2 separate regions of the Homo sapiens genome follow, and region 1 is linked to region 2. Evidence: chromatin loops called from intact Hi-C (ENCODE). Cell type or tissue: heart right ventricle. All regions are shown on one strand. Each heading gives the region's core, and the rest is flanking DNA. Links, peaks and the distances in the headings are about the cores only.

What was found. A loop is a pair of places that touch in the nucleus more often than their neighbours do. Peaks named below come from ENCODE experiments on the same cell type or tissue, not always from the same donor. Only the 100,000 strongest peaks of a DNase experiment are listed, where the experiment ranks them.
Region 1: it touches region 2 in a loop (2.8-fold over the local background); 6 of 110 quality-filtered maps call a loop at or near these places.

What each region holds. Positions count from the first base shown.
Region 1 is chr10:62,451,550-62,465,539 of GRCh38, reverse strand. It overlaps a transcript of ZNF365 not described here. Among named protein-coding and RNA genes, the nearest start is that of ZNF365, 84 kb to the right of the region's middle. RefSeq lists enhancers at 235-736, 8,014-8,063. In heart right ventricle, for the core only: no CTCF peak of the experiment used is centred there; DNase peaks (open chromatin) are centred at 8,660, 8,875, 10,319 and 10,652; H3K27ac peaks cover 3,958 bases; H3K27me3 peaks cover 268 bases.
Region 2 is chr10:62,572,627-62,587,658 of GRCh38, reverse strand. No RefSeq gene overlaps it. Among named protein-coding and RNA genes, the nearest start is that of ZNF365, 210 kb to the right of the region's middle. In heart right ventricle, for the core only: no CTCF peak of the experiment used is centred there; DNase peaks (open chromatin) are centred at 2,058 and 4,728; H3K27ac peaks cover 5,855 bases.

The sequences.
Region 1 (13,990 bases), core at 5,991-13,990, 130 kb after region 2:
GCCTGAAAAAACACCATGAGTTCTCACTCTGGGTCATGGACTCCACCTGGAACTGGCAGCCCAGCCTCCAGAGCATTCCTGGCTTGAAGGTGGGTTTTCACTAGGGACACACCCCTTCCCACCTAGGAACCTGTCTGCCCCCCACCACCATCAACGTGCCATCCACAGCGCCCAGGCTGTCCACATCAAAGGGCACCTGCAGGCCTGCACCAAGCCACCCTCAGTACCCTGGCCTCCCTCTCACACTTGTCAGTGCCCAAAGCCTGGAGGAAGCCAAGGCAGTTGGAGAGGCGACTGGTGTGTCAGCGCTGCTCCAAGCATGTGCAACCTGACCAGGTTGCGACAGCACCCAGGCTTAGCTACAACTTTGCTCTGCACTGAAGTGGGCTCCGGGAGCAGGACAAGGCCAGGGAACAGGAGCAGGCACTTCCAAGCCTGCAGGGGTAGGGGGCTTCCTGGGATCCTGAGAGCAAAGGGATGCTTGGATCTGGAGCTGTAGCTGGGTGGCTGGGCAGCTGCATCTGCACCCGGGAGCACAGGCTCCCATCCCACCAACTTGATAGGGTGCAGGGCTCCTGTTGGCACCACCTGCTTCCGGCCCCTGCTGGTGCTGCAGAGTGCACAGCTCTGGCTGCGCCTCCCTTGCTATAGCTGGCATCCTTGTAGTGGCCACTCCAGATGGGCCACCGCCACCATCACCATCACCATCACATAGATTATGTGACTCTGACAATTAACAATTTCTCTTATGACTTCGAGTATTGTGTCCCTAACATGAGGATCCATAAAGTGATAATCCTCCTATACCCCCAGCTCTAAAATTATTATTCTTTGCCAGGAAATAAAAAATCTGGAGTTTGTGGAAGAAAATGGGGAAAGGAATATATCTGTCAAACACCAGTGAAAGAAAGGAGGAATAAAGCTAAAATGGATTGATGTGACTGCTTCTATGTGCAGATTCTGTTAGAGGCATTGCCTCACAATCCTTACACCAACCTCAACAGACAGAGCAACCATCCATTCATTCAACAACTATTTACTGAACATCTGCTATGAGTAAGGCTGTGTACAAGGCGCTTGGGATACCACAGTAAGCAAAAGAAACACTCCTTGCCCCTCTGGATCTTAAATTCCAACAATGGAGACAAATTACAGAGAAAATGATTTAGTTACAATCCTCTTACGTGTTGTGAAGAAATAGGATGGGGTGTTTTGAGAGGAAGACCATGCAGTGGGGGCTAACATATATGGGAGATCATAGCAGGAAAGTTTTTGGAGAAAAATCATATTTACAATGAGCTAGTAAGCATGAATAAGAATTAGCAAGGCAGGAAGAATGAATTGCATAGGAACTTGACACAGAAAAGAATATGGTGAGTCCCAAAGTCATTATAATGCTCACCCTACAGGTGAGGCTTACACATGTATTTATCTCTTAAGTTATTTACTTATCCAGGCTCTCATTGCTCAAGACTGGGTTGTGAGGCTCAATATTAGGCCTATTGGAGTTGAAAGACTTTTGTTTTTTTATTGATAATGTCCACCTGGCTCCATTTTGATGACTACACCTACATCCCGCTGGTGTCAGTGTTTTAAAGTGATCCCAAAATGCACAGTTTGAGTCTCTCATCCGTTGGAGGGGTGACCTGTTAGTTGGTAGTAGATCATTGGATGCAACCTTGAAAAAGCTACCCAGAGTTGAGCAAGTCCTTCTACTAGAAATCCCACAGCAGGAAGGGCTAGAGAAGAGCTAGAAAAGGGGCTTTCTCTTCTTTATTCCTAGAAAGATGGATTGAGCAAGTGTTCCTGCATTTTGCAAAGCCCAAAGGGATACTGGGCATTATGTTTACACTGTGGAAAATATCACCATTATGATTTATTTACCATCTTTAAAGTTTCTAGTTACTGTGTAACAACACTTCTAACCAACTCTAAAGGCACTGCATTGATTATAGTTATTACTAAGCTGAAAGTTAAGAAATTGCTCACAAGAAATCTGCATCCTGTCATGTACCAAAGCCGCACATATTTGTCCCGGCTCTTTTTCTGAGTGCAGATAAACATGTCCCATGTGAGGGAGCTTTTCAACATTTCAATGGCTTAGTGGGATGCTCTTTTGAGCCCAGAGGGCAATTACTAAAACTTAAGGTAAGTGGGGAGGGGAACAGAAAACGTGATTGCCAGCCCAAATAAGTGAGGTCCAGGGGACGGCTTAAGTTGTGCATTAAGTATAATCTTTTGGCTTTGACAAGAAGGTGAGGTGACCAGTAATTAGCCATTCAAGTTGAACCCTAAGCACCATGACTTGGATGGGAAGTAGGCGGCTGCCTGCCCCACAGTTTCTAGCTGTTGAGAGCTTTGCACGCAGGAGCTCATCTTGAGCCTAATAAAGTGATTTTTAAGAGTGAAGCTGTTTGTTGGTTTGTTTTTCAATGTGTGCACTTTGATGTTTGTTTTTTAACCCTCAAAAGTATTGGCAAGGATAGATCAGGGCACTAGCTAAATGATCCACAACAAGGCCTTGGAAAAACTGAGAAACTGAACTACTGGTATAGTTCAACCTTTACGGCTTCCCACTGCTGACATGAGCTCACCTTTCAGAAATGTATTTTCATGGGACATATCCATCCCAAGCTGGCAGAGATAGATCCCTTGTAGCTGTCAGCAAATCTTTCCCATTAGCAAGGCATTCAATATTTGAAATAGGTGTAAATCTCAGTCTATAAATTCATGTGTTCAAGAAACATAAAATTTTTAGATTTCCTTACATCAAATTAAATTTGGATTCTGAGTAACCAGCCCACCAAGCTGGCAGGAAATTTAATCCAGCCATGCTTGGGCTGCTCTCACACCCCCACACACCAGGATTCTGCAAAAGTCTGGGTCTTACAGAGTACAGGGTCTTATGCAATGTTGAGGGAAGACTACTCTAGTATTTTGTCATCTGTCTACACTGGTTAGTGCTGAAGTAGCAATTGTCGCAGTCTACATGGCCCACTTAGATCTCATCTCTGCTATTTCAGGCCACATGTGGGATGCCAGGGATCTCTAGGAGGTGAGAAAACCCACCCTTAGGGTCTAGCCTCCCTTGGAGTACACACAGCCTCCTCCCTTCTGAGGGGTACACTTATGGAGCGGTTCCTGGCTCCCACAGCTCACAGGAGCAACAGGGCAGTCTCTTCTTCTCCAGCCTAAAGAAGCTTTCTCTAGGCTTTCTCCTTTATTGCCTTAAGCAAGGAAGAACAAGTCTGAGTACCTATTTGATATGAAGAGAAAGTGTAAAACATAAGGAGAGCAAACACAGTTGAGTTCACCACAGTCAGCCTCCTCTGTGTGTGTGTGTGTGGGAGGGGAGGTAGTGGCTGAAACATCTAATTGGTTATCAGGTGAGAATCTCATGTAACTCCCCCTGTATACATGGTTGGGTGGTGGAGGTCCAGCCCTATACAAAGTACTCCGATGCATGCCAGAGTTTGAGAATCACTGAGTTAAACCAAAGGAAGGAACAACAACCAAAAAAGACTATTTGCAAATGTCTAAAATCACTAGTAGTAAAAAAAAAGGATGGGGAGAGAATTCCAAAGTATTCCTGTTTGCCCGCAGAATTTACAACATTCTGATTTAATATAAAGCCTCTATATTTTTAATATAAGTTGATAGGTTTGCTTATTGTCGAAGGGATTAAAGGAGAGAATGCAGATATTTTAGGCAGGGATTAAATTCTAATTTAATTTTTTTGTAAGATTTTTTTCCCTTTTGTGTTCTTTAGCTTCACTATGTATGAATTTATTATTTTCTCTTTAATCCTATTTGCTACTTGTGGAGCACATTGAAGTCCGCGATTGTCATTCTTCAATTCTGGAAAATTCTACAGCAAGCTGTGAATTTAATCAGGACTGATGTGACTTTACTAAGTTGTCCTTATTGAGCAGCTACATCCAAGGCCTTGTATTTATTGGAATGGGAGGGGGATGGGATGGATACACTGTGTGCCAAAGGGGAAAAGCTCCGTGCGGAACACGGTCAGGAAAGCCCAGGCAGGGCGTCCACCCAAGCCCCCATCTGAAGAGCAGGGATGGAGTTTCCCCATCTGTGTCATAACTATGCTCAGAGGCCTTTCCCTGTTCAGACAAGATTTTACTCAGGAGCTCAACCTGTGAAACAGCTGCTCTGGTTGAAGCTCTCCTCCTCCCCCTCCGACTGGGGGCAGTCCTGGAAAAATCACAGGAGACTCAGCCAGCTTTACCAGCTCCTCCAGCGCTAGGCTCTTGGCCCACGTGTGATAGAACGCCCTGCGAAAGCTGATTAAACTGCCCTTTAAAGAATCCCATCTCCCACAGTGGAGATGTGTACTTGTCTTTAAGGCCTGCTCGCTCATATTTCTGGGAGGATCAGCCCTAGAAGATTCTGTTAGTTATGGAAATATGATTGTGCGTTTGAGAGGAAGCTTGGGTCTCTCTCTGGGGTGGAGGAGTTGAGTCTGAATGTAGAGGCACAGGGAAGTCTTTGTAGGACGGAGAAGATCTGCAGACAACAGCATGAATTGTTTGAATTTTTAACATGAAATTGAAGATCTTTCTGTGGGGGCGTGACCCTCCTTCTCTCACAGGTTCCAACACTCCCGATTGCTTCACACCTGGACAGATTCACATATATATGGGGCTTGTCTGGCTCCTATGGGCATCTGAGTTTGTGGACCCCTGGCCTATATGTAAAGCCAATGCTGCCCCAGAATTTAGCCAAACCAATGAAGTGAAGAATCCTCCCCATACATTTCCACATTGTCGTTTCAACTCTTGTCTTCTGATATGTACTCCTGTCTCCCAACACCACATCAGAATTAACCTCTATTGTTCCCATTAGCCTGATTTGTATCTCTCTTAGGGCTTAGAGCAATCTGTCTCATATTACCATTTTCTATACAGTAGTCCCCACTTATCTGAGGTTTTGCTTTTCTAGGTTTCAGTTACCCATGGTCAACCATGGCCCAAAAATAGATGAATACAGTACAATAAGGTATTTTAAGAGAGAGAGAGAGACCACGCTGACATAACTTTTATTACACTATATTGTTGTAATTGTTCTATTTTATTATTAGCCATTGTTGTTCATCTCTTCCTGTGCCTAATTTATAAACTAAACTTTATCACAGGTATGTATTTATAAGAAAAAACATGTAAGAGTTCAGTACTATCCACAGCTTCAGGCATCCACTGCGGGTCTTGAATGCATCCCTGGCACATAAAAGAGGGACTGAAGAATTACTCATTAATATATATCTCTGCAGGGACTTGGACAAGTACTCAATAATTATTTTTTGACTTATTGTCAGTTCGGATCAGGTCTGACTGCCACAATGTACAGAAGAACTGTAACCATCGTTACAGCCTCCATGCCATCACCACTTACCTCCCAGTGATATGGCCCCTCTCAAGAGCTGTTTGGAGGTAGAGAAGAGAATAAGACCAGTGGCAAGTCACTCAAATCTGGTACTATTCAGTTAAAAGGAACATCATATATAGGGGGAAAAGCTACAGAATATAATGGACCCTCATTTTAAAGGAAGAAACAGACTTTCCTCCTTGCTAATGATGACTTGGGAGAAGGAGAATGTGAAAATGTGTGTTTTCATACAGAAACCAATGGCCTGCTGCGCCCCTTCCAGTCTCTCTCATATGGACCCAGATGGGCTGCTGGTTATTGTAACCAGGCCCAACCCACCCACCCAGGTGGTGGCTTTACCTCCAATTCCAGGTCATTTTGGCACACCAGGCGAGCTTCGCCAGCACCTTTCCAGCTCTGAAAGGAAAAGAAGGGTACTGCCATCATGAATGGAGCTAGTGTGTAGACTGAATAAGTCACAGCAAGACTACAAGCAGTGCCATGTTCCATTCATTTAAGTAAAGAGAGCTGACATATTTTCCCAGGCTAGAAACAGAAATTGCATTAATGTGCTAATTGCAATCAGGACTATATCACTTTGCCTTTTTATTGCATTCAGAGTTTTGTTACCCTATATTAAAAATCATACACCACTCTTCATTTCCCTAAATATTTTAATTGGTATATTTTAGTCTGGATGTGTGTACATTCTCTGTTCCCTCCCATCTGGGTGTAATTTTCCATCGTCTCCCCCTGATGATCTGCATTTTCTCCTTCAAGTCCCTCCTGTAAACCCACTTCTGTGGATCTTGCTTTCACATTATGCCATTAAAAGATCCAGCTGGAAGGAAGTGCCTCTGAATGGAGTCCAAGAGAAGAAACAAAGAAGATGGAAACCAGATGCCATTGAAGTCATCCCCATGTGAGTCATGGTTTTCTCCTGGAAAGTGTCTATCTCAATGCTGTGCATCTTTTCAATTTGAAGCCCACTAGGCAGAAGCTCTCCCTCCATCTATGTGTGTTTTAGCCATCCTCAGTAGAACCATATATTTTGAATACTATTGGCATACAGTAAATGTATACATAGTACTAACAGTAACAAATAAATATTTACTAGTTAGGTTTTAGATCCAACATAAGATAGTCATTTCTTTCATGGGTCATTTACCCACTCTTATTCCAGGCCCATTCTTCACCAGCTACTCTCAGGATTTGAAGTGAATGCTCTAGTTTGATAAGGGTGTAGGGTTTAGGATTGTTCAGTATTAAAAACAAATAACAACAAAAAACCAAAATATAGATAAAGCCAATGCTGACCTCCAGAGGTTAGAATCAACATATCTTTTCTTGTTTTTAAGTACAACTTAAACAGATTTCTGTGTAACAGATCGTATCATCTCTGAAGTTTGTTCATTCAGGTAGGAAAAAAGACCAAAAACTCAGCTAATATTATTAAAAAATAATAATAAAGTGAGAGGAAGATCCCTGTTTTCCCCAAGTGGTTTTAAGAAACAGCTTTCAAAACTCTTCTAGAAGGGTATTCAATTAAGCCAGTAGCAAAAATGTAACTGGCAAAATCTAATGTTGTTTTAAAAAAAACACATGTGCATGCACCCACATACACACACATTTATATACCCACACAATATTATATATATATGTGTGTGTGTGTGTGTGTGTGTGTGTGTGTTCAAGATGGTGGACTGGATGCTTGCATTTATCTACACTCCTTTTCAAAATTCTGCTGAAGAGTCAGTTAAGGAAATAAATTCATAACCATGCTGAAGACAAAAAAGGAAACCATCAGCAGACATTTTGATACTTTTCTGGAAGAAGGAAAGACAGTGAATAGTATGGATAGATGAAACAGAGCAGAGAAAGCAGCACCCCAGATATACTCAGGAGGAGGCTGCAGAAAGGGTGGAATGTTCTTTCCAAAGAAGCCTTGGGGAATCTTCACGTTGGACATGAACAGATTCAGAACTCAGGAATGGAAAGAGGAGCAAAAACCAAGTGATTAACAGAAGGTTGACCAGAGAATGGTTGCACCGTTTGACTTTTGTCATCTCTCTCCTCTTTTCCCATGCATACAGATGGAGCAGCAAGAGGGGATTCAGAAACCTTCGTCCCCTCCCCAAGATCTGATCTATTAAGAAAATAAGATGTCTCCCTGGGAGAGCTAAGGCTTGTTGTATGGTATTTGGCATTCCACAGTGAAGCCCTCTGTTTTTGGTGTTTTGAGGTGAAAAGAAAGTCATTTGCATGATTCTCTGTACTTGCATCCTAAAGGGAAGCTTGTGGTTGACACATCCCACCCATGTACACAGCCAGCCACCAACCTCAGATATGCTTACTGAGGAGACACACCTACTCAGTGGCAGGGAGCTGCACCTGACACCTAGCCACCGTTGTTAATTACCTAGCCCTTCATTCATAAATATAAACAAATAGCATGAATGATTGAGTTGACAGAGTGGAAATGGGGCATGAAAGAGAACTGTTATACATGTGGTGTCAAAGGATACTATCTAACACCAAAGACTCAAGAAATAAAACTGTAAGTCTATTGTTTAAAGTTATAATTGTCACTGTGGTTTGCCATCTCACATCCATTTCCCCTATATGTAGCTAGCAGAACCCTAACCTTCATTTGAAGTAAGCCTTCCTTCTCCACTCTTAGCTCACATGCTTTGGCAAATGTGAATGTAATTCTACACCCATGATGGAATATGGGACCTAGGTCTAGGCCAAAGTGTACAACCTATGCCCTTGGCCACATCACTTGTTTTGAAATGAGCAAGCCAACCCCATCTGCTTAAGTGGTATAGAAAATTATTGTGCAGAAATATTCTCTGCCTCCTTCTCACTTTCATGGGAGGAGAGTACGTCTCCATTCGGTTGATTTGGGGTACAGTCATGTGACTTTCTTTGGCTAATGAGATGTTAGCAGACATGACACAGCATAGGGTACACATGTTTGTGCAGCTGGTCTTGCACTCTTGTGCCTCTGTCATCACCATGAGAATATGCTTGGGATGGGTCACCGGTCTCAGGAAAGAAGATAAGAGACATATGGAACAGGGCTGAGCTACACTAGCCCAGAAGCGTAAGAAAGATCAGCAGAGCTGTCCATACAAGCCCAGCCTAAATTAGCTGACCCCCAGCTGAGCTCAGAAGTGTGAGCAGCTCCTACTAAGATCAGCAGAACCCCCAACAAGCCCAATCTAGATCATCTGACCTCAGCCAACCCACACATACACATGTTAAGTAAATGCTTATTGTTGTAATCACTGAGTTTGTGTGTGTGTGTGTGCATGTGTGCGCACGTGTGTGTGTTTTAACTGAGCATCATTGTGGTCACAGCTAAATAGCATTACAAGAAAGACAGATGCTTACTTTCCTGCTAGTCTAGAATCTAAGAGGATATGAAACCAGAGCTACAGCTGTGGTCACCACATAGAACTTGAAGATGAAGTGTGCAGACTGAGGACAGCTGAGCTGAAATCGAGTCCCGCTCACATTGAGCTCTCAATTTAGCCTGGTCTAATGCCAGTTCTGCCTCTGATCTTGTTTATATGAGCCAGTAAATTCCTTTTGTATTGCTGAAATCAGATGGATTTGGCTTTTTCTATCCAACTTGCAATCAGAAGAATCTTAACTAATACCAAAGTATACAGGTAACCAATGATAGAAATAAATTCATAAAAATGAGAAGAGAGGGGTGGGGGAGTGGCGTACACAAAATAATTTCTCATCTTACACGGCATGGACAACATAATGTTCAATTCAGTAAATCAAGAAATATAAATATAGGCATGTTTTATGGAGATGATCATGGGAAAGGACTGAAATAAGAAATAAAGTTGGTTTTACTGGGACAGAGAATATGACCAAGGGATGAGGTGTTCATTTTTTTTTTTATCTTATGGAGATCTGTGGTGTCCCATGGGTGGCCACTAGCAGCAGTTGGTCATTTAAATTTAAATTAATTAAAATTTAAAATGCAGCCTCTTGTTCACAGTAGCAGCATTTGTAGTGCTCAACAGCTAGCTACATGTGGCTAGTGGCTACTGTACTAGATTGAACAGATATTGAATCTGTCCATCACCATCACCGCAGCAAGTTTAGTTGGACAACGCTGTAGTGGAGTGTCAGGAGTCACTGTGTAAAGTCAATGAATCAAACAACAGAAGTTTAAATACATCATTCAAAATTGCCCCATCACGATTTCATGGTACAGGCCCTGGAGGAAAAACAGCTTAGTTTCCTTTCAAATCCCAGCTCTGATACTTACAAGTTACTGAACCTTGGGTAAGTCACATTGATCTTTCTGTACTTCAATTCACTTATCAGTAAAATGGCAGAATACATGCAGACCTTTCTCACAAGGTTGCTGTGAGAATTAAATAACCAAATATATGTAAGTTCTTATATTTTGTGCCCAGCATGTGGTAAACATTCAATATTTACTTTTTATTTTCTATCCTTCTCTAAGTTAATTTTATTTTACCATATGCACATAGTTTAAATAAACTATGTATATATGAGATTTATAAATCAGTATTTAAATATAAATATAATATTTAATTTTTATCTCTCATATACAGTATATGTACATATACATATATCTCAGCTCCAGTTCATGGGATTATAGATGCTTTCATTTTCTTCTTTGTACATTTCTATAGTTTCCAAATTTCTGTATTGAACATGTATTATCTTTATCACCAGAAAAAAAAGTTTTTACTTTTAAAGATACCAACATATTTTGAGATGAACAGTGTTCTACATCTGGATCATTTGCTTTTGCTGATTTAGTCCACAGGGGCCCATTACATAATCTGTTGTTAGCCAACTGGGGCTTCATGACCTCTTTCCTGGGCTATTACAAAATCCTCCTGGCTGGTCCCCTTCCCTGTCCAGCTCTCTCCCAGCCTCCCTGTGCTGTCTCCACAGTGCTGCCAGAGTGATCCTTCCACAGCACAACATTTATAACACTCCCCTGCTTAAAACCTGTCAGCGTTTTTCTGTCCTTTACAAGTTAACTGCCCAGTCCAAGGCATGCCCCACCAAAGCCTTCTTATTCTAACCTTGCCTGCCTTTCCAGTCTTTTAACCCCCCACCAAATGTATCCAAGTCTCCACCCACAAACCACAAGGAGGAACATTCTTCTACCCCTTCTCCATTTCCAGTTGGAAGTCCCATTTATCCCACAAGATGTGCCTAACTTTGCACTAATCTCCAAAAGCAGAGCTCAGAGCTCCCACTCCAATCAGCACCACTGTCTCAGAGCCTGTTCTACTGAACAGCAATTATTTGTTTACATTCCAGACTCACCCTCAAGTATGCGCTCCTTGAGGGTGTGGCATCTTTGCCTTCCTGTGTCCAGCCCAGAAATTGACACCAAATAGTGCTTAATAAATGGTTGTTGCACGGATTCAGGAAGAAATTGTTTTAATTAAGATAGTAAATGTTCACTGCAGAAAATTAGAAAGTCTAGATAAATCAGAAGCAAAGAAAAAAAAACATGAAGCACATGTAATACCACCTCTCAGTAACATCAACACCTTGGTATATGTCCACAAGCTAGATTAGAGGTTCTCAAGCTTTCTTGGTTCATGGCACTCTCAGTGTTTCCGTAAATTTGTCTAGCATTTTAGACCAAAATAAATTATGTTTATTATGTAGTTTAGTCCAAACACCTTAATGGTAGTATGTAGTTCCCAGTGTCCAAAGGTGTCACTGTGTTTCCCTAGAAATTTTAGAATATATTGGGATGGGTGTTGCTGTGAATTCACCATAGTGCCCCAGGATTCCTTGGCACACAGTTTGGGAATTACTGGTCTAGACCTTCTAAAAGGATCTTTTAAAATACAATACATTGTCATATTGTACAGACTTTTGTTAACCAATGATTTGTATTTAATAAGAAGTAATACATGACTTTCCTGCTTGGTAACTGCTTATCTACCAATAGCTAATATTTGATAAGTACCTGGTAAGTTCCCTATGAGGAAGGTGTAATGCTACATCATTATCTTCATGAAGAAGCTGAGACACTGAGTTGTACATGAACAGCAAGGTATACGTTTAAAAAGGAAAAAATGAAAAAAGAAACTGAGGCACTGGCAATTTAAGAAACTTTACCAATATCTAACAGGTAGTAAGTTCACAATCAGGCTGCAAACCCAAGAAATCAAGTTTTAGAATCCGTACTCTTTTAACCTTCACAGCATCATTTAAATGGGGTGTGAGGCTACAATGGTGTTCTATGGTAAAGATGTATTACAACTTACTTAAATCATATCCCAAATATTAGACATTTAAATTGTTTCCAAGTTTTCACTATTTTCAACAATCTTGAAATGAACATCTTTATGGCTACATACTTTCATATTTATTTCCTTGGAGAAAAAAATCTATAGAAGTAGAATTTCTTTGTCAAAGAGTACAGTTTCTCAAAGAACTAAAAATAGAACTACCATTTGATCCAGCAATCCCACTGCTGGGTATCTACCCAAAGGAAAAGAAATCAACATATTAAAAAAAGTACCTACACCCACATATTTATTGAAGCACTATTCACAATAGCAAAGATACGGAATTAATCTAAGTGTCCATCCATCAACAGATGATTGGATAAGGAAAATGTGGTACATATATACAATGGAATACTATGCAGCAATTAAAAAGAATGACATCACTCTTTTGCAGCTTGAATGGAACTGGAGGCCATTATTTTAAGTGAAACAACTCAGAAACAGAAAGACAAATACAGCCTGTTCTGTCTTATAAGTGGGAACTAAATAATGTGTCCACGTGGACATTGAGTGGGGAATGATAGGCACTGGCGACTCATAAGGGTGAGAGAGTGAAAGGGATGTGGATGGTAAGAAATTACTTAATGGGCACAATGTGCGTTATTTGGTGATGGATACCCTAAAAGCCCTGACTTTACCACTACAAAATCTATGGATGTAATAAAATTAAATTTGTACCTCATCAATTTATTTAAAAAATTTTTTAAAGATGTACAAACTCCAAGTTTTTTAGTACTTGTATTCCAGCTATTCTACCAAATAGGCTGGATAAATTTCTATTTCATTATTTGTTTTTTCTAATTCAGTGTTTCACAAACACTGAATATTTTTATTATTTAAAAAAATGTTACCAATAAATCTCCCTAAGCCAGGAAGATACACTTACATTTTACAAACCTTTCCACAGCAAAGAATATATTTATGGAACAATGAAGGTGGCAGTAGGAAGGATTCAAGGGACCTTGGGCCTGCCCAGTCCTTCTGTGACCATAGGAGAATAATTTAATATCTTCATTTCTACTTGTCTACTAACATGACCAGTGCTTTTCAAACTTTTCACAGAAATAGCCCAAAGATACAAGAGAATAAAAACTTATTCCTAGAGTTAGGACCCTGGGGTGTATTGATCTAAAGAGATCCATTGCAGGCATGCAGTTTTTCCTCCTCTCAGATTCAGGCCAAAACTGCCTTCTTCTCCATAAGATGTTGGGGTTTTTAATATAGTAACATGAGTTTTGTTTTTTCATTTTTATCAGATAGAATTGTTGCTCCAGGGAGATAGATGTGCAATAACTTAATATGTAGCTTCAAGGACCCCAAGAGACTGCTGTGTACTCCACTTTGAGAAACAAGAAATTCTCTTCAAGATTCTTTCAACCTTGGTCAGTGTAAGATTCTAGAGAACACGATCTGTTCTCCAGTTAACCATAAAATGTGCGGTCATTATTCTGGGGGTGGTTAATTTTCCTAGAGGGGTCAGCATTTTTCTTTCCCATCAATTTCCTTGATTCCTGATACAGAAATGGCCTTTCCTCTCTGTTCTGACCATGCCTGGCCATCACTGGAGAGGCTGACAATTTAGATCCACATCCTAGAGTCACTAATAATAATAGTATTTCCATCTTCACCCTGAAATCCACACCCAGCTTTCTTAATTAACTTCCTTCTACTCTAAATTTGTTTCATGGCACAGGTAATGTGATGCAGCAATGAAGAAACACTGTTCTTGGCATAGAAAGATCTAAGTTAAACTCCTAGATAGACCTTCGGGAATCACAACTTCCCCGAAATTCAGTTTCTGCACTGGTAATATAGGAATAGTAATGGTTCTTATCCTGTCTCTCTGACAAGTATGTGGTGAAGATCCTACAAACAAACCTTGGGGGCTTTGGGTAAGTATTATTTTTATTATTTAATATCCATCCTGAATTCAGAAGCAGGAAAAAATTCCTTGTCACATTACCCATGACAATCCTCCAGTTTGGAATGTTGGTGGTTGGGAAGCATGCTCCAGCTCTGAGGAGGCTGTGGCGTCAGCTGGATGCTGCTGTGGAGCTGCCTCTACAGGTCTGCACCAGACACAGGGGAAGCCCTTTTGGAAACAATGATGGGCATTATTGAGCTGGGTGGGGCCAGAGAGGGAATGTCGGTAACCACTAGTGAACTGTAGCCAAGCCCCTGCATGGCAAGGAAAGCTCTTTCTCCTGGGATTTGACTTTCTGATGAAGAAGTCACAACTAAGGTAAAATATTTTAAACTTTCAAGTCATCTAAGTCTCAAAGCTCTCC
Region 2 (15,032 bases), core at 1-8,000:
TTGAATATCACCACGTGTTAATTGATACCCCTGCTTTTAAAAAGAGAAAAACGAAATTTCTCTGATTTGCATACACGTTTGTCAAATGAAGTCAATGCACTGCTGCTGCTGATAATGATGATGGTGTATTAAACTCACAGGATTTTTGTGAGCTTTTGTAAATGAGAAAACATCCGTGAGTGCTTTGAAATGCATGAAGTGCTTGCTTTACAACTGCTGAATACTATTATTAAATTTTCGTTTTGGTTTTGTATTCCATTACCTTGCTGAACTCTTTTATTATTTACAAAAGTTTGTCCATTGATTCAACTTTTTAATGTAAATTATCAAATAGGCTATAAATAATGACAGTTAATCTCTTTCTTTCAAATCTTATCATTGCTTTTACAACTTCTTTTTTTACTTTCTTGTGTTGGTTAAGACTGCTAAGTCAATGTTGAAGAGCAGCTGTGGTAGGAGGCATTCTTTTCTTATTGCTAAGCTAAATAAGAATGTCTATAAAATTTCAGAATTAAATATGATTTTTGATGGATTTGGTAGCTGTTTCTTATAAATAAGGCAAGTTTCTTTTCATTCCTGTTTCTCAAGAGTTATTTCTTATTTTGTTTCTTATATAAATGGATATAAATTTTTATTGAATATTTTCCCTATACCTATTGAAATGATCATATCATTTTATGATTTGATAAAAATATTTATTTTCAAGCAAACCTTAGAGCCGACCTTTTATATTCTTGCATTCTCTTCTTTAATCAATCTGTAAGCTCGTAAAGGGCATGTTGTTTTTGTCACTGTACCTCTATCACATAGCACAGGTCTGATTTAAACAATATATTTATCCCCAGAAATTAACTCTAATCTTTGGAGGGAAGAAAGTACTTAAAATACATGATTGAGGACTAGTGGCTCAGAAGAATACTTCTCCCATAAGATTTTTAAATGCCTAATTTCGGGATTAACCTCAGCCCATTTCGTCATCTATATATCTATCAAAGTTTTGGTTTCATTCTTTGTGCCTCAAAATGGCATGGACATAGATCTTTTACAGAGTTATTACGAGTACAAATAGTTTTTCAGGCTTCCCTAGGCCCTGCTGCTATTTTATATTTTAATCTTTCTTTACTTATCAAGAGTGGGTTGTAGGTTGGGCCTAGGAGCTTTAAGATTTTTTCTTTAAAGACTAGGATGTGAGCAGAGGAGAGAAAGAGCCTAGTAACACCTAGAGACTTGTAGAAAGTTTCCATTTGTAACACAGGAGTGTCAGCCAGGAGAGTGGCAGGTAGTAGGGTGGGTGGCCAACTTCAGGCTTGCTTTAGCTGAGTCCCTTGAGAGTTCTCTTCTCAGGGAAGACTCAAGAGAAGGTACAGTGTAATGGGTAAAAGAATGGACTTTGGATACAAGTAGCCGAAAATTCAAATCTTGGCTCTGACAATTACTAACTGGGCAATGATGGATAAATCACTTAACCTCTCTATTTTTGGTTTTCTCATCTCTAAAATAAGGATAGAAGTAGGTAGTTTTGAGTGCCTGACACACAATGGACTCTCAAAAAATGTTCACTGTAATTTCAATAGCAGTTGCCTAGGCATAATCTGATGTAATAAAATAGGTTTCTCCATGAGAGGGCACTTAGATTTTTTTGTTTGTTTGTTTGGTTTGGTTTGGTTTTAGACATCTATGATGAGGAAAAAATATGTAATTAAAAAAATACATTTATAAAGATAGAGAACAAAGAGAATCATGACTCATGTTTTACAATTTACATAGCTTATTTATTGTTTCATGTTCTGCACTACTTCAGACAGTTATATAATCCCCCCACCCCTGTTAGGATGCCAGGATATGACATCAGGAAGATAGAGAAGAAGAGTTTTGGGGGGAGGCAGGGAGAAGACATATGCTTCTCTGATGTGAATGTCCCATCACTTACATTGGATAAAGCAATCCCAAATGCTGACTGATACCGTGGAACAGTTTTTTCCAGTATGGTCATTCTAGTTCTAAAATGCTGTGAGACCTTTAGATAATGTTAGGAGCCTTTCGCAGTCTGGCTTGCTGTCAAGTACTGGATTTGAGCCCTTGGTTAATCCCCAGTTATACTGGCTTCGAAATCTCTCCAATTCTTGAAGTCATAGCCTGAACTTCCCCACTTCTCTGGGAATAAGTTTTCTCAGACACTCATTTTCCTATGTCATTCCCTTCCCAAAGGCTACAGCTGTTTCATCTCCAGGAAGATAAGACTATTCATTAGGTTCTGTCCCTCTGATTGTGACCCACCTCTCTGAACTTCATTGCCTTATCTCCTAGTGGGCTTTTCTCTCTTCCAGCCAATGCCACTTATGCACTATTTTCGTCTGTGTAGCATCGACCCCCTATCTCCTGGCTTCCATGAGGGTGATTTCTCCAGCTTGCTGTATTCGCTCTTCCTCTCTTTCTGGAGTCATGAGTTGGAGAAAATCTTGGTTTCCTAACATCTTTGGAAGGGATTTGCTATTAGGTTCATTTGTGTTTGCGTTTGTTAGTTTAGAAGAATAACTTCAATATGCTGGGATTGGAATAAGATTCAAAGAGAAAGTTCAAGTGAAAGAAGAAAGGTAATTGCTAAATTGCATTTAAAAAAAGGAAGTCTTGTTAACTGAGCTTCTGTCCAGCTCCAAGATAGATTGGTCATGATGAAGTCAATGCCTAATGGCTACTGATGGTGCACTGGCTAGTTCCCGAGTCAGGTGATGATTCAGAAAATTAACCCCTGTGTCTTGGGGAAGTCTGTGTCCAGACTAAATGTTTAATACCACTTGAAAAGAGTTTCAAGACTTAAGCTTTAAAAAAACAAACTTTGCTGTCAGTGCGAATTATCAATGACAAATACTTTGCTTTACAACCACTTGCTTTGGTTCCTAATTTGAAGGATGCCAGTCTTAGGATGGTCTATTTGTTTTCTTTGCTGGGAGACAAACATATTTTCGAAAACAAATTCCAGTCTGAATAGGAAGGGACTATTTATTTGGCAAAGCAGTGTGTGTTCCCACATGGGAAATTATATATAGAGAGAGAAGCACCAGACTGTGCAGGGAAAAAAAGTTTTAGATTCTCTAAGGCTGTGACCTGGGTGAAAGAACAGGGTTTTCCCCACATACTTGGTTTGAAGGCCATGGAAAGTTTGCATTCCATGGGTTCTGAGCACTGGGCAGGCCCCAGAGTGCTTTCATAGCCCTCTGTGGTCTGTGGTCTGTGGTCTATCATGATTCTACCTCACCAGTCCACTATCTCTCATTCCCCAAATGCACAGTCTCCATTCCAATCAACTGTTTATCCTACTAATGTAACAAACTTTTTCCTTGTCTGTGCAATTTCTCACGTCCATCGGGTCTGTTTCTAAGCTCTCAGACCCTGCCCCCTTCAAGCCCAATCTGGTTGCCCCTCCCCAGAAAAACCATCTCTGGCTTCATCACTGGTTCCATGAGTTTCCTTTTCTTTGAGCTGCTCCTCCTTCCCTTCTCTTTGAATCCACCTGAAACTTGAAGACAATCTTCCCTTGTAATCTACAGTATTTTCCCCAGTGCTTCCTCTTTTTCCTGATGAGGATGACTCAAAGAATAATGAATGTTACAATTCTTGACTCAAGAACTGTATTAGTACAGAGAAGTAGTAATAATAATTTGAAGGCTACTTACAATCCCTAACTTTCCAAAGCATGGTTGATTTGAAGTCAGCTTCTTTGTTGGGGACCCCAGGCCGCATTAGGCCTTGCTAATATCTGTGGTCATCCCAGCACATGGAATAAGTTAGTTCAGCTCATATGGGTAAATTTTTCATTCCCAGGGAGTAATTTTGTTAGTGCCAACTTTAAAAAATAATACTACATTGTCTTTGGAGAAGACTTTTTTCCCAAGTAATACAAGTCCCTTTTTTGCCAGCTCATTCAGTCTCATAAAAGCTTTCTGAGGTAAGACTCACTCCCTCTTTTTTTAAGTCAAGAAAAAGTTTGCACAAAGAGAAAGCTGGAGAGAGAAGACCTTTTAGGTCTACATGTAGCAAGGATAACCAGGGAAGTCTCACTTTCACAACAAGGCCACCATGCACAGTTGGGTGGATTGCACACCGTATAACATCAGAGTTCATGGGAATGGTGCTTCCTGAGCAGTGCACAACCTCTTTAGACAGATGTAGTGGCCCCATGGCCCCATCTAGACAGCCTAGTCTGAAGTGAAGTGGAAACCAGTGCTGGGTACTAAGCAAGAGACTAAAGGGTGCTGCCTTTTACTCCTCTTCTTGGACATCCAATCTAGATGGCTCTCACTCTCTTTGTATTCTTATTTAGGTCACAGGAAGGGGAGAGTTTATCAGGCCTATCTCATCACTGTCTTCTTAATGAGGCTGTCATTTCTACAGAAGCACCAAGCCAAAATTGTTTAAAGGGTTGAGCTTTCAGACACATATGGTTACTCTGCAGCAGCATGTGTCAGAAACAGAGAGGCCACATTCCTAAAAGAGTGGGGCCAAGATATATGCATTATGGACTTAACTCCTGACACATTTGGCACAAGTTGAAAAATAAAAGAAAAAAAAACCACCCACTGTCTCAAGAGGCCTTGGGCAGGAACATACAAGGCAAAACGTTTTAGTTGTAGACAAGAAAATGCTGGAGAGTCAGCAGGGGATGAGCTGGTCAGGAAATATCCACTTCCTGTGGACACTCCCAAGTTCTCCCGCGCTGGCCAACCCCCGTTGCAGATGATCCAGCCAACAAAACACTCCACCAAAGTAGCACTGTTGGCTCAGCCAACTCGAGTCAGCTGCGCCGATGACCCCACATGCCCAAGTGGAACCTTCTGGGTTCCTTCCTGAGGGATGTTCAAATAAACCAACAAGAAAGATTTGGATAGGAAATGTGGAGTTCTGGAGGCTAGGGTGGGCAGATGTGTAAGGCTGAGGCTAAAGATGAATTTCCTGACCCTCTCAGGCACACAAACAAGGAATTCAAGTTGACTTTACTCTGAAGAAATGGCTTAAAAGAAATGTTTTTTAACTAACGGTGGGTATTTTTCAATATATGGTTGAAGAATACGGTGACTCATCTCCATTCAGATGAAAACCTACCCCTGAAGTTTGCTGCATTAAATGGGAATTAGTATGCTAAGTCCATAAACCACAACCACCATTTTCAGTGTAAATCAGACTTGTCTCTTAAATTAAAAAAAAAAAGCAATTGCAGCAAGGAGTCATGATGAGATGCCTTGCCTTCAGTGGAAAGGGAAGTATGTTTTCTCTGGCCAGCCTACACAAAATCAGATACTTAATATGATTACTGAGAAGATGGAAAGATTTTCAGGAAAGACTCCTATTGCTCAGCTCCTACCAGCCTGCAAAGGAGTAAGTAGGAAGTCAAAAGGACCAGCCCACTAAAAGAAGGCTGAAAACAGGATCTCTGATTCCACTGAGCAGTTCTGTGAAAGCAGAACATACGAATGGATGGGTTAGGCTGGCAAGAAGTTCCATCAACCAACTAAGCAACCTACTTATTTTTAAGCACCTACTACAGGAGCGTGCTCAAAGGTAGGGTTGCTGCTCTCAAGAAGGGGTTGCATTTTGAGCCTTTGGCAAACCAAGAAAACAAGAAATGCTACAAGCATTTCCAACAGAAATTAGTTACAGAGGTGATAGAAGAGCTGAGATGCCAAGGAAGGACAATCCAATGACCCGGAGATGAGCACCAGCAGGAGGCCCTCCATAGCTCCTAGGTTGAAAGCAGCATTTCCAGAGGCACTGAGGCTGGGGTGAGGAGGCAGAGGTGGAACCAAGGTGGGTCTGATCTGTGGAATCTGGAGCTATGGAGGAGACCCAGCTGTTGCTGGAGAATGAGTTTGAGGCAGAGAATGAGAGGGAGAAACACCCAAACTTACCCTCACTCCCCACTGCCAATGCCTCACCAGTGCCTGTTGTTGACTGCACCAGGCAGAAGCCATCTCACACAGGAACCTGGGGAAGGCAGCCTGCAGGGGTCAGCCCCACAGCAAGGCAGAGCAGAGGAAGGGCAAGGAATAGATATGAGGGCGAGTAGGCCCAGGCCTGGCATGGTGAATGCATTTGGATCATTTTTTACCTTCACAACAATGACCTCACCTCGCCCTGGGCCAGACCATGACAAATCAATTGCAAGCCACAAATGCTGGCTGGGATGGACTCTAGGGTGAACCTCTGCCTCATCTTCTCGCCAGTTATTTAACTCAATTTGGGCTTAGCTCAAGACCCTAAGGAGGTCCCTTAATTCTCTCAGGAGTGAAGGAACTATTTGTAGCCTGATATACATACTGTCTTTTCACAGAAGTCTTGGAACTGACTGTCCTCACTCTTGTTCCCCATGGAGAATTCCAGGATCTAACTGGCCCCATGGCTACATAAGCAAAATCCTGCCTGGCTTTGATTTCATCTATGGCCGGCTCTGCCAAAACCAGCTCCACAAAGACGATGGATGCTCCAGGATGCCTAAATTGATGCTTTCAGGGCCCTAGTGACTAGCCAATGGCATCCCTCTAGCCTGAATATTTCTGAGTTAATGTCCCAAGCCCATGTTGCTAAATTCAACCTTATCAATATTACCAGTGCAGAGGCTCTAGTGTTCCGTACAAGCTGGATAGCCTCAGAATTACTTAACCTCTTCAAATCCCCGTCTCCTCATCTGCACAATTGCAGCAAATACAGGTCTGTTGTGTGGATTAAATGAGACTATGTCTGTTAACATACTTATTCTGGTGCCTGGCACACAAGCAGTGCTCAATAAATGACACAGTTAACTCTTTATCAGTGAGGTTTCCTCTAGTGGCAAGTGACAGAAGCCAGTTCAACTTAACTTAAGCAAAAAAGGCCCAGCATCTGGGCCAGGAGCTCATCCATGGTCTTCACTATGGGTTCTCTCTAATCACTTGGCTCTGTAGTCTTGGCTCTGTAGTCTCTGATTGGTTTCATTTTCAGGCAGACCATCCCCATGAGATGGCAAGATGAATGGTGAGACATCTTCCCAGCTGAGCAACCACAGGAGAAAGAGATCCCAAGAGTTTTCTGAAGATCCTGGAATGGGGCTTCATTGCCTGTTTGCATCACACTTCCAGCCCTGAATTAGTCACTGTGGCCAGGGGATGGAATGCTCTAGTTGGTCAGGACTGGGTTTGGGGTCCATGTAGGTTAAGAGTAAGGGAATGTCAAGTCTCCAAATGGGGTAATAGCCCCTGTAGTGGAAATAGCTTGTATTTGCTTTCCTATTNGTCCCTAGAAGACAAATACAAGCTATTTCCACTACGGGGGCTATTGTTACTATTATTCGGTTGGTGCAAACATAATTGCAGGTTTTGCCATTAAAGTAAGGGCGCCAACCTAATGTTATTATTACAAATTATTCTTTGTTATGTACAACTAATATCACCACCATCCCTGCTACTCTATACTGTACAACTAGGACAAAACTACACTGGAGGAATATTCTAGTGAACAACTAGGCTAACAGGGAGGTAAAAGGGAAAGCCGTAATAGGAGAAAAAAGATCCCAGATAGAAGGAAATAAAAGAGTTCTTAGTAATAGAAGAGAGATAAAGGAAAGCAAAGCCTAAAGTGATAAGTTCTAGGAGACGAATTAAGCATCTTTCAAAACCAAAACCTATCTAACTGGAAATATGTAATACATTTTACAGTTGCTAAATTGAAAACACCTCACTGTGATTATTTAAATAAAGCTTAAATGGCCACATGAAGCATGCATGTTGTATGATGTTCTCCTGCAGCACTGACACAGGTATCTGTGAAGCCAATAAAATTCCCTTCACAGGAAAGCCAGGTCTGCAAATGTCTTATTGCAGACACAGTCAGCAATGCATTCCCCACAAAAGGAGTCTTATGATTTTGGAACATTCTAATTTTTCCTTCTCATTGTCTTAAGTAAAATAAGTATGTGAATTTCTGGAGGAAAGTTCAGATGCTATAGCCGATAGTGAAACATTGTTTGGCTATTTGGCAATGCTATAGTATCCTTAAACAATTGGTTTGCTCTAAGATTAGTGATATTTAGAAGCATATAAATACATAATAGAATACTACTGTAAAACCAACAACTCTGAACTTGAACTTGAACCTATCTTCCTTTTACATACAATATACTCTGTCAACAGAATAATCTAGATTAAGCTGCATTACACAGAACATTGGGAAAACATTGCACATTGCCCTTCTATGAAAACTAAAATTGTGTTCTCAGAAATTTTTCTGCTAAAAATCAATAAAATTTTATAACTAATATGCTATAGGATTTACTTAAGGTGAAGCCTCTGCATGCAAAACCATGGGATAACTGGTTGAAGCTGGTTATTTGAGCCATCTGGGCATTTCACCTGAAGAGCATACAGGCCAAGTTGGCTGAAGCCCACCTGAGTGAAGGAGCTCAGCTGACTGGGAGAAGCAAATCATTCAGCTTCAATATAAGCAGAATATAAGTTCCCTGTTTTGTTTTTTGTAAGAGAGAGTATGCAGTCATTATATAGTTTTACACAACAAGTTTTGAAAGAGAAAGAATGCATGTCTAAGTTGAGCAAGTCTTGAGGAGATTGGATAGTGTATTTTCTCAGTTGTGGAGCAGTGTTCTTGGGACACCAGTCGAGGACTATTATGGAGTCTGATGGGCTCACCAAACAGAGAAGGAATAATATGACCTTACATTTCTAGACTTTATTATACTTCTCAAACCACCCCCCACTCACCTACAGGTAGGGCTGACTCCGAATTTAGTGGCCATCCTGCTCCTGCATATTCTTTTCCATAACACATACAGAATGAAAACAATCTTCACCCATGTTGAGAAAAACAGTCATTTGGTTTATGAAGGATATTTTTTTCTTTCATATTTTGAAGGGTGGTGTAGACCAGATTTAAAAACATGGCTCGAGGAAGCAAGAAATCATTCCCCCAAGTGTTTATTAAGTGCATCACAAATTCATTCAGCATGACTGCTTACACAGAGAAATAAAGGCAAAATGGTAACAAGCTGCGAGCCTCCAAAGTACCTTCAACTTTAGGATCTCCCTGGGAAAGGGTCACAAGTGTAATCATCTTCAGCTGTCCCTGCCTCGCTTCCGCCGTCAATGGAAATATCCAGGCAGGATGAATACACTTTCTGACTAGACTCTCGACTGACCTAGACAGCTTTTGGAAATTCAGGATATACTTTTCCTAAAGCTTCTTAATTTTTCCCATCCCTCCCTAATTGAAAACATCATTTATCCCATTACAGCATGTGGAAAGAGAGGGGAGGGAAAAGCAGACAGAATCTGAATTTAGGATAAAAATTACTTCGTGAGGTTATTATTCTCATTCATAACAGATGACAATTTTCATGTCATTTAGGTGATTCCAGAACAGAATCATCCAAAAAGATATTAAGTACTATTTTTTCATACTATTTATCTCAAAGGATGTAAAATGAGACATGTATACCTACATTTAGTAGCTACTCATCCATATCTTGCATATTTCCTGGGAATGTTTTGAAATGTTGTCAAGTTCAGTTAGCTGTTATTTCACTGGCCACACGTGAAAGAATTTGTCTCCTTCACTTATACTGTGGTGGGTTCCAAAGACTTAGACTTCCTCCAGTGTCTGAGAACTGTCTGAAGATCCTACTTCTAAAGAAATTTGTGGATGAGTAGTTTCTGATGTAACTCTATTCCTCATTTGTAAGGTGACAGCTACTTCTTCAATAGCACAGCTCCTCCATGGGCTTGCAAATGGGCTCAGCCAGCTCAGATTTGAAACACTCTTTAAAATTCTAAGACGATGTGTCATTTCAAGGGTAAAAAAGCAACATTGCTATAAATATGAGTGGATGCTGGAGTCCCAAAGACTTTCAATACCCTGCAGCTTCCTAGCTGCTGACATCAGCAACATGGTTCTTATTATAGAGCTGGATTTCAGACTGTGGAACTTCCCAAGTATCATTTCCACTCTATGTAAAGAACATGGATTCAGTCCGGTTTCCATGGAGTTAATGGATAAGATTTGGAATGGATCCCTCTCTCGGCCATTTCTGCGAATTAACAAGATGACTCTGGTCCACTAACCCATTTCCAGGGACTAAGATAATGTGAAAGAATTTGATTCTGTCACCCATTGGAACTGAAATTGTTGTTTAGCAATGAATACAATTAGCTCCAAATATACTGGATGAATTAGGACCTTCTAAGGCAGTAGCAAAAGAAGAGCTCAAATATCAACAACAACCAAAAACTCAACAATCTGCTCTCGGTCTGAACTTTCAAGCGAATGAATTGTTACTTGCATGGGCTAACAAAATCCCCTTAAAAATTACCTCTGTTCAGTACATATTAACCCATGTGAGTCAAGTTCTTGGCTAGGCTCCTTATAAGCACCATCTCCCATAACCTTCACAATAGTCCAGTGAGGTAGGTATTCCTATTGCTTCCGTTTTACAGTTGATGAGACTGAGGCACAGAGAGATTAGGTAACTTGCCCAAGGGCACACAAAAAGTAAGTGGCACAGTTGAGACATGAAAACAATCCTGACTGACTTTAAATCCCCGGAACCATTCTGCAATCCTGCCTTGACGATAGGTCAAAGTCTCTGCTTCCGTGGTATTAAAATTGAAAAAAAGCAGCAGTTGCTGAGAAAGTTTCACTCAGTGCGACATCTGTAGCTATCTTTTCCCTCTCCCTAGGCTCCTACTTATTAGCTTTCTAATGACACTGACATTTTCTATTTGGCAAATATGCTTTTGTATTGTATGGGTTTTGGGGTTTTTTTGTTTTTTGGGTTCTTCTTGATTCAGTCTCACTCTATGGCCCATCTCTGCTTACTGCAACCTCCGCCTTCCAGGTTCAAGTGATTCTCCTGCCTCAGCCTCCTGTGTAGCTGGGATTACAGGTGCCTGCCATCGCGCACGGCTAACTTTTGTATTTTTAGTAGAGACGGGGTTTCACCATGTTGGCCAGGCTGGTCTCGAAGTCTTGACCTCAAGTGATCCACCGGCCTCATCCTCCCAAACTGCTGGGATTACAGACATGAGCCCACCATGCCCAGCCGGTTTTTTTGTTTTTTTTTTAGAGTCAGAGTCTCGTGGCTCTGTCATCCACCACGCTGGTGTGCAATGGTGCCATCACTGCAGCCTTGAACTCCCAGACTCAAGCAATTCTTCCACCTCAGCCTCCCAAGTAGCTGGGACTACAGGTGTGCACCACTGCATGTGGCCAATTTCTTAATTTTTTTTTTTTAGAAATGGGGTCTTGCTATGTTGTCCAGGCTGGTCTGAAACTCCTGACCTCCTCCCAAAGTGCTGAGATTACAGTGCTGAGCCACTGCACCTGGCTTATTTTATGTTTAAAGCTTGCTTTTGCAGAATGCATATTTCATATCAGCAGTGAAGCATTGAGGAGTCACAGAGGTCTCTCCATGCCTCTACCATGGCAAGGTTGAAAGGAGGCCTTGTGCTTTGGTTTGCTCATCCAAGAACTTGACACATACCACTAGTCCTGCTGGGGGCCTCTCGTCCTATAGGAGACCTTGGTTTGCCAAATGCAAGACCTCAAAGCTCAAAGCCTTCCACAAACATATTTTTAAATCTTTATTCATTTCTGCATATGAGGAAATTAAGGAAATAGAATCTAATTTTGTGAAATTTACATCTTTTAGGCCGATGACAATTATTGTTCTTAAAAAAATGTATATAATAAGCACTATTTCTGTAAATGAGAATGGACACCACTTATGTGTGTGTGATATATATCAGCACGGATATGCCTAAGCCTGGAAGGTTAAAGAAGAAATTAAAAGCAGTAATTACTTCTAGTGGTGTTGGTGATAAAAAGTGGGAACTGAACACCTGGGGTAGGTGGGAAGGAAACTTCTCTTTGAACACCTTTTCTTACCTCTTGATGTTTGAAACATTAGAACTTATTGACTACTCAAAAATGAGTTAATTTGTAGAAAAAAAAATGCCTTTAATGTTTACCTTGAAGGGCAACCAGAGGCCACAGTATCACCATGAGATTAGTCAGGGAGTTAGGTTTGTCTAGAGACAAACATGTCACAGGCAGAAAGTGGCAACTAAAAGCCTAAAAGGGGATGGCTGCCTTACAGGAGGCACAGCCTGTGTCACACCAGCAGAGGTGTAGGAAGCTGACATAACAAGAAAGAGCAAAATTTACCCAATTGTGTCACATATTATCATGCTGTCAAACCTGGAGGACATTATATTAGGTGAAATAAGCCAGGCACAGAAAGGCAGATACCACACGATACCACTTTCTTGTGGAATCTAAAGAAGTCGAACTCGTAAAAGCAGAGAGCAAATAGAGGTGACCAGCAACTGGTAAGGAAGGGGAGACTGGGGAGATGGTCAAAGGATCAACATTTCAGTGAGACAGAAGGAACAGGTTCAAGAGATCTAACATTCAACATGGCAAGTATAGTTTACAACAATGTATTGTGTTCTTGAAAATTGCTGAGAGTACATTTTAAGAGTTCTCACAACCACAGAAAAATGATAAATATGTGAGGTAATGCATATGTTAATTAGCCTAATTTAGCCATTTCACAAACTACACATATTTCAAAACACATGTTGGACATGATAAATATATGTAATTTTTATTTGTCAATTAAAAACAATTAATTTTAAAAACAGGTTCTCAAAATAAAAACAAAATACGGGATTGCTGCAGGACTTCTCAGAGGCTTTAATATGCCATTTTGCATTGAGACCTCCCAAGAGGAGGTGGGCAATGTTTCCTAAAGTTATTTGACAATGGAACCCTCCCTTTCAAGGAGTATCTCACAGGATTAGTGTTCCATGGAATGCATTTTGGAAAATGCTAGATTGTCAAGGACCCATCCAAATAAGAGATTCTGTCTAAGCTATCTGTGGAACTTGGAGTTTTAAAGAGAAGTATTACATTATAACCACCACATTCACCAGTGTAAGGTGTCTTAGATGAAGATCTTTTGGATAAGAAGTATACATTCAATTCAACAAATATTGAGTGGCTATCTGTGCAGGTGCAATTCTGGGGACTCTGGAGCCTGCAGAAAGGAATAACGAAGGTGACTAAGTGAGGCAAAATGTAGTTCCTTAGCTCGTTCTGCAGCAGAAGGCGGCATCTGAGCCATCACAAATGGTCAGTTCTAATTCAACAGATGAGATGTCCTTCTTTATTTCAATTTTCAAAGTGTTTATTCTGAGCCATATAGCTCCTTACATATCGTAAGTGCCCAATATCCACTTCTGAACTGAATGATACATTTTCCCTGGCATTTAGCAAAAGAGGAGCTCTAATACTCTTCAAAGCAGAGCAATGTTAGTGACTTACATGGACATGATAGTTATCCATGGCATGGGCTGTATGGCGCATTTTCATCTACGTAAATGGACAACTCAACTCTAATTTTATGGCTGAACACCTGAGGGACCAAGTGATTACTCATACCGTGCTCCATGACTAGTAACAGGGTCTGTCCCCAGTCACATCATAGATGTCATTTGTGTCTATGGTGAAGTTGACACTCAGGGTCCACTTTATCAGCCATGAGTAGCTGGGAGCTGTCAAACACATGATCTAGAAGTGAACCTTTTAAGTTGGTCTATGCACTGAAAATAATTAACAGAGACCATTTTGAGGTTTAATAAAACATTTTTACATATGTCATTGCCTCTCACAGTTTTTACCATAATCTTGTGAGTGAAAGGGGTTCTTACATCTTCATTTTAGAGAAAACAAAAATGGAAACTCAGAGACCCTTATTCACCTGCGTCTGGTCATACAGCCAGCATGTGATAATTCTGGGAGCCAAATCAAATCCACCCACTCTGGTGCCAAAGCCCACATCCATGTCAGTAAACAACAGTTGCATGGACAGAATCATTGGTCCATGAGTGGTTTATTCTAAAAGCTCACTAGTCAGTATGAGATAGTACTAGGAATTAAAAAGGACCTCCTTCCTAGCTTTATCATGCCCACCTTGGTTCTCATCCTGGGAGATGTATCTACCCTCGCATCAGAAACACCTTATCATAAGGTCATGGACCTCTGAATTAGGATTGATCTCTGCATTGGGTGTGGTAAGAGCCAGGATTTCCCAAGGCAGTGGTTCTGAAACATTGATGGGTATAATAGTCACCTGAGAAAATGTCAAAACTGCAGATTGCCTGCCTTGTCACCAGAGATTCAGGCTACTAGGTCTAGGGTGGAGTCTGGTACCTGCATTTTTCACAAGTCTCTTAGGTCAGCAGTCCCCAACCTTTTTGACATCAGGGACTGGTTTTGCGGAAGACACTTTTCCCATGGACGGGGGTTGGAGTGGAGATGGTTTCAAGATGAAACTGTTACATCTCACCTCAGATCATCAGGCATTAGTTAGATTCTCATAAGGAGGGTACAACTCAGATCCCTCCCACGAGCAGTTCACAATAGGGTTCCAGCTCCTATGGAAATCTAATGCCGCCGCTGATATGACAGGAGGCAGAGCTCAGGTGGTAATGCTAGCTCACCCACCACTCACCTCCTGCTGTGCGGCCCGGTTCCTAACAGGCCACAGACCAGTGCCGGTCCATGGCCCAGGGGTTGGGGATCCCTGTCTTAGGTGATTCCATTCCACAGTTTAAGAAGCATACACTTCAATTTTAGGAGCCTGATCATATCAGAGTAATTCTAGTGTTAGAAATAATTATTCATCCTCCCTGTCAATAACTCTTTGGGTTTGTTTAATTGCACGATAATAGAAAATCAGTGACCTAACCCAATCAATGAGTGATTTAACCCAATCAACAATCAATTCAGTAAACATCTCTTGTTTACTTCACACAAGGTAGTATGTGCAGCTCTTTGTATTTAAAGATGAACAAAATATGATCTCTGCCCTCCACAAACTTACCTTATTAGGAGAGATGGACATGTGAATAAATACACATAATCAATGATTTTAAAAGCAGAATCACTGGGGTACTCCTGAAACACGGCAAAGAAAGGACTCATTCTGCCTG